Regions from separate parts of the Homo sapiens genome. Here region 2 is linked to region 1. A link is an interaction called in ENCODE POLR2A ChIA-PET data of the cell type or tissue named here. Cell type or tissue: HepG2. All regions are shown on one strand. Links, peaks and the distances in the headings refer to the core of each region. The heading gives the core; the rest is flanking DNA. Region 1 overlaps FRY (FRY microtubule binding protein). Region 2 overlaps FRY (FRY microtubule binding protein).

The links. Peaks named below come from ENCODE experiments on the same cell type or tissue, not always from the same donor. Only the 100,000 strongest peaks of a DNase experiment are listed, where the experiment ranks them.
Region 2: POLR2A ChIA-PET joins it to region 1 with 5 read pairs; 4 of 35 experiments call an interaction of 5 or more read pairs at or near these places.

The regions. Positions count from the first base shown.
Region 1 is chr13:32,254,358-32,257,281 of GRCh38, forward strand. FRY (FRY microtubule binding protein) reads left to right here. Exons shown (of 61, transcript NM_023037.3): 51 at 1-37. Among named protein-coding and RNA genes, the nearest start is that of ZAR1L, 60 kb to the right of the region's middle. RefSeq lists an enhancer at 1-468. In HepG2, for the core only: no CTCF peak of the experiment used is centred there; DNase peaks (open chromatin) are centred at 1,164, 1,524 and 2,104; H3K4me3 peaks cover 1,079 bases.
Region 2 is chr13:32,174,891-32,177,814 of GRCh38, forward strand. FRY (FRY microtubule binding protein) reads left to right here. Exons shown (of 61, transcript NM_023037.3): 20 at 656-742. Among named protein-coding and RNA genes, the nearest start is that of ZAR1L, 140 kb to the right of the region's middle. In HepG2, for the core only: no CTCF peak of the experiment used is centred there; a DNase peak (open chromatin) is centred at 1,261.

The DNA.
Region 1 (2,924 bases), core at 234-2,733:
CTTCGACTTCCTAGATGTGGAGCTGGAGGATGGAGAGGTACGGTGTATTCTCTGTAAAAATAATCCCCGCACCCTTTTCCTTGACTAATGAAACTATTCTTTTTACCTGCTAAATAATGAGTTTTTGTAACAAGATCTTTAATTGGAAAGTTGTAAACTTTATTTTGAATCAACTTATTCAAAGTACAGCAGCTAAACTTTGGCAAAAGTTACCACACCCTTCCTGTCTGAGCCCACGGCAAAAGCTGCCAAGTTATTTCTAAACGGCAAAGACCTGAGTTTTAATGACCACACAAAGACTGTATGTGTGTGTGTAGTCCCAAGCTGGACTTAAAAAAAAAATCACAAAAAACATTTCAGTTCTTAGCCTGTTCACTGGTACCTGGGTAAAATATGCTAAGCATTTAATCATTTCTAATGTGAAGTTTCTCTAATTCAATTCCTTCAAAGCTTGCCTGCTACAACATGAGACCAGAGCCTGAGGGATCAAACATTTTTGTGCTTGATGAAATCGTTAGAACTGGAAACAAAATGCAATGCACACAAGAGAGCTCTTTGCTCTGCTTAGCTCGGTGGCTGGTGTTCTAGACACTGGAGCAGCCAAATTCAAGTCTCAGTGGGCAAATGCAGATTCATTTATTTTGGATGATAATCATGGTAATAAGATACTTTCAGCTATGAATCATGTTTGCAAAAACAGGTATTGAGAGGAGGAGCATCACCTGTCAGTCACCTTCATTTCAGTAGCTTAGAGGCATGTTCCACCTGAGAGGCCGTCTTTTGCCTCATGGGATCAAAACTCAGTTCACTTAAGTGAGACTGGATGATGCAAAGGTGCCTCGTTCGGAACCGGGCTCATGGTGTTGTCAAGCTCATGTTTAACTGCACCAGATTTCCCAAACGACTCTCTGCTAGTCCTACAATTGAAGAGGCAGGCCTAGATCCCAAGTTTAGGATTTCCTGCAGTAGGTAGGCACCTCCTTACTTAACTACAGGCTTGTGGGAAATGATGCTTCAAGTAGCTGCTTACCTTCCCTAAAAGGATTTTATTATTGACCAACCCGCCTATGTCTAATTGAAGCCAAAGAGCCCTTTGCTTTTGTCCTTCCTGGCCCACTGATGACCCTGGATGTCTGCCCCAGCAGGAGAGAATCATGTCCTCGGAATAAAGAAGGTGTTCTTCACCAATTCTTTCCCTGGAAAACAAGTTGAGCAGATCCGGTCCGTAAGCAGTATAAAGGCACTGCTATCATGTATCCTTAAAATAACTGCCAGCTTAATTTTCACCTTGAATTGCTTAAGAACCAATAAAAAGTATTGCAGGTTTCTGTGATCCATAATAAATGATAGAGAAAGCATTCACTGAATGCAGTGAAGATTGTTTTAAGTCTAAAGCAAAATACAACTGTTTTGAATACTTTCAAAAATGTCTCTGAGACAGAGCTCAGAGTTCAGCTAGTGTCAAAAGACCAGCTCCCTGATCTGACAACTGACCTAATGTTTGCTCTTCAGTTAAAATTCAAGCTTGGACACCTGTTTCCCTCTGGAAGTTATACAAGGGAGGGAAAAAACGGATGAAGCAAGAGAGGCATCATTTCCTGTCTCGGCCAGAGAAAAATGTTATGTGAAACGACCTAGCAGGAATGATGTAAAGCGAAGTAATCCGACACAATTTCAGAACAGCTCACAAATTTAGTTTCTATCAAAATAAAGGAAGGAAAAATCTGGGATGCCCGTTACTTAAAAATAAATATTATACTAATGTTTTTCAGGGACAAGAAATAAGGAATACTACACCTTTTTTTCTGGTCTTCTCTTTATTGTCCTAGCCAGCAATAACTAAAAAATCACAGTGATTATTTTATCTTTCATTGTTAAGATTTTATAAGAAACTGGCTGGGCACAGTGGCTCACACCTGTAATCCCAGCACTCTTGGAGGCTGAGGCATCCTAGAGGATCACTTGTGTCCAGGGGTTTAAGACCAGCCTGGGCAACAGAGCAAGACCCTGTCTCTACAAAATTTAAAATTAGCCAGGTGTGATAGCACATGCCTGTGGTCCCAGCTACTCGGGAGGCTGAGGTGGGAATATCGCTTAAGCCCAGGAGGTCAAGGCTGCAGTGAGCCGTGATTGCACCACTGCACTCAGACTGGATGACAGAGTGAGACCCTGTGTCCAAAAAAAAAAAAAAATTTAGAAGAAGAAACTCACGGGGCTGAGAGTGTACATTTTATCCAAATAAAATAAGGCATTTGAGAATGTTTTGCTACTTCCCAATAAAATCACAATAAGGGATTCTAGCATTCTTGGAGTAGAAGAGTGAAGATGCCTGAACTTCAGAGTCCAACAGCTCCAGGTTTGAATTTCATCTCTGCCACTGACCTTAGCTATATGACCTTAAGCATGGATGCAATTCCTCTTGCTTTCCACTTCTTTGTCTATTAAGTGGGTATAAGAATACAGGTTGAGCATTCCTCATCTGAAAATTCAAAATCTGAAATGCTCCAAAATCCTAAACTTTTTGAACACTAACATGACATCACAACTGAAAGATTCCACATCTGACCTCATGTTACAGGTCATAGTCAAAATGCAGTCAAAACTTTGTTTCATGCACAAAATTATTTTAAAATTGTATAAAATTATCTTCAGGCTGTGTATTTAAGGTGTATGTGAAACATAAACAAATTTCATGTTTAGACTTAGGTCCCATCCCCAAGATATCTCATTATGTATATGCAAATATTTCAAAAATTTTTAAAAATCTGAAATCCAAAACACTTCTGGTCCCAAGCATTTTGAATAAGGCATACTCAACCTCTACCTGCCTGTAGAGCTGACATGAGGATTAAATAAAATAACCAATGTATAGTGTCTAGCAAAGTGTCAGGCATATAGTTGGCATTGTAAATGTGAGTCTCCTT
Region 2 (2,924 bases), core at 185-2,684, 80 kb before region 1:
CATATATTTTGTTCATAATATATAAATGAATGGATGAATTAATTTATAAATTTATGATATATAAATGAATCCATTCATTTATGTATTATTCACATAGAATTTTCACTAAGATACTCTCTCGTGCCCTTTCCAATTTGCATCTTGTATCAAATAGTTACATACTATGTAGATACTACAAAGAGTGTGTGGTCAGTCTAGTTTCTTTGGGACTAAAATTCAGTCACAGTAAACAATTTATCAGTTATTTTAACAGATCAATGACTTAAAATAAGTAGCATTTTAGTTAGCAGTCTAACAAAGCATATTCTTGCAGAATTTCTACTCCTCGAAATTAATAACATGAACACTGTAGTGAATAATGTATGGCACTGGTAGATTCTCATGTACATGTATGAGTCTGAAATTCAGGTATATGTCTTTTCAGTACAATGTGAAATTGGAGCTCTAATTATCTTCCACTAAAACTTGAAAGATGAAGCTCAGAAACACAGGAGTTTTACTCACTGCCTTCCACCCTCTGGGCACTCACTTTTCTGTGAGAAAACCCTTATCACTATCTCACAAGCTGTTCTGCTTCATGTATCAGACGAAGGCGGTGGGGTGGGTGGGGAGGATTCATTTTCCCATAGAGAGTAATCGCCTCCCCTTTGTACAGGATGACGACAGGCCGATGATTGATGTCATGGATCAGCTAAGTTCTTCCATTCTAGAAAGTTTTATTCATGTAGCAGTTTCGGATTCAGTAAGTACACATTTGATTCCAATTAATGGCTCTTAAAAGCTCTGGACCTATCTAAAATAGTCAGTGAAAAATTATGTGGAATAATTTGGGTGTTTATGTCAGATTAATAAACTGACCCAAAGGTACTTATGAAGATAAGACTAGTTTTTCAGATGTTAATTTAAGAGACATTCAGATAAATTTCACACAAAATCTGGATCTTAGGAATATAGATAATATTTTTAAACAACAGTTTTAAGAATTGCTCAGGATTCTTAAGGAAAATTACTTTGCCTTTTTCATTGTACTTATCACTTAATACTATATGTAACACTTAATATTGTACTTAATATGTAACTTCTATTTATGTGGTACTTTATAGTTTACAGAGTGCTTTCACATTTATTATTCGATTTGATTCTCACAGTTACTGAAACTCAAAAATGTTAAGGGGTAAGTCCACAGTCACACAAAAGGAGAGTTTTAAAGCCCAGGGTCAAGTCTGGGCTCTCGAACTCTCCTCCCCAGGTTTGGACTCTGAACCTAGGAGAGCTTTATCTGCTACACAAATACATTCTTCCTTTTTAAAAGCACATTGGCAACTTTCAATTTCCTGAACAAGTGTAGAAGGGAAATTTAAACTGATTTTAGTTATCTGACTTTTAAAAAATAAAAGTATAATAACAGGACCTGGATTAATTTGGGCTAAATAGCTGAAGGGAGGCAGGGCAGAGCTGAGACTCCTTGCAGAATCCATGTTACTGATGTTGCTGATGCCTGATGTGCAGATACTTGTCAGATAATTATAAATGTATACAAAACCTGAAGACATTTCAGAGCTCTTCATGGCCTTTTCTAACTTGATTGAAAACAGATTCCTATTTTTAGTGGCCCTGTTCTTGCTTATGATCATAATAATAATACACTAAAACTATAAGCCAGGTACTGCAGACCTTAACAGTAATAGTGAAATAGTCCTACTTCTTTTAGAATTTCAAATTGTTCTGACATGGAATGGAATACTAAGCTTTGTTTAATGTACGTATCCTACTTGCCTACAGATAACACTTTATATTTTGTTCATGTGCTTTTGTTCTGTGTGTACCAAAATCAAAATCTTAACCTGGGTAACCAGCTCAGCAATACTGCAGTTAGGAAGATATACAGAAACGGGGAGAGAGTAATGGGAGAAGCAGTGACTGCTTTGTGCCAGGTGTTTTTACAGCTGTTACTTCATGTAATTCACTGAAAGATTTGGTGAGATCAGCATTATAATTCCCAAGTCATAAATTCAATACACAGAGATTCTGGGATGTTCAGTACTTTTCTCAGGTCACAGGCTTTGGGCAGAGCCTATGTTGCCATCTCATCTCTCAGGCTCTGTAGCTCCAGCTCTGCCCCTTACAGCCTATTGACCATTGAGGCCACAATTATAACACTCTTACCCATGGGAACTCATAAACCCAACAGTTAATTCATCATTTTACATGCCTAACAAACATAAAGGCAGTGTCCTCTCTTGGCACAATAGCTAGATTATTTGAAAATTGATGTCCCCTGAACTTTGGTATCTAGACTTAAAAGAGAACAAAATGGAATATAAGAACTTACTAATATAGATATTTATCTTTCAAGAGATTTCAAGAGATTTTTATTTTTGCTTGCTATCATAGGGCAAGAATATGTGGGTATCTTGGCCAGGTGTGGTGGTTCACGACTATAATCCCAGCACTTTGGGAGGCCAAAGAAGGCAGATCATTTAGAGTTCAGGAATTCGAGACCAGCCTGACCAACATGGTGAAACCCTGTTTCTTCTAAAAAATAATACAAAAATTAGCGAGGTGTGGTGGCGATTGCCTGTAATCCCAGCTACTGGGGAGGCTGAGGTACAAGAATCGCTTGAACCTGGGAGGCGGAGGTGGCAGTGAGCCAAGATCACACCACTGCACTCCAGTCTGTGTGACAGAGCAAGACTCTGTCTCGATAAATAAATAAATAAATAAATAAATAAGAATACGTAGATATCTTATCTCAAAAACTGTCAGTAGAATGTCCTTCATAAAAGGGATTGTGCTTAGCCATCTCTCTAAATCAAAGGGAAGATATTTCAGTGTAAGGAAAGATAGAGAAGATCATAGCTTTAAGAACGTGTTAATTACAATGATAAAAACACATTTGTGAATCTCAGAGATGAATAACTTTT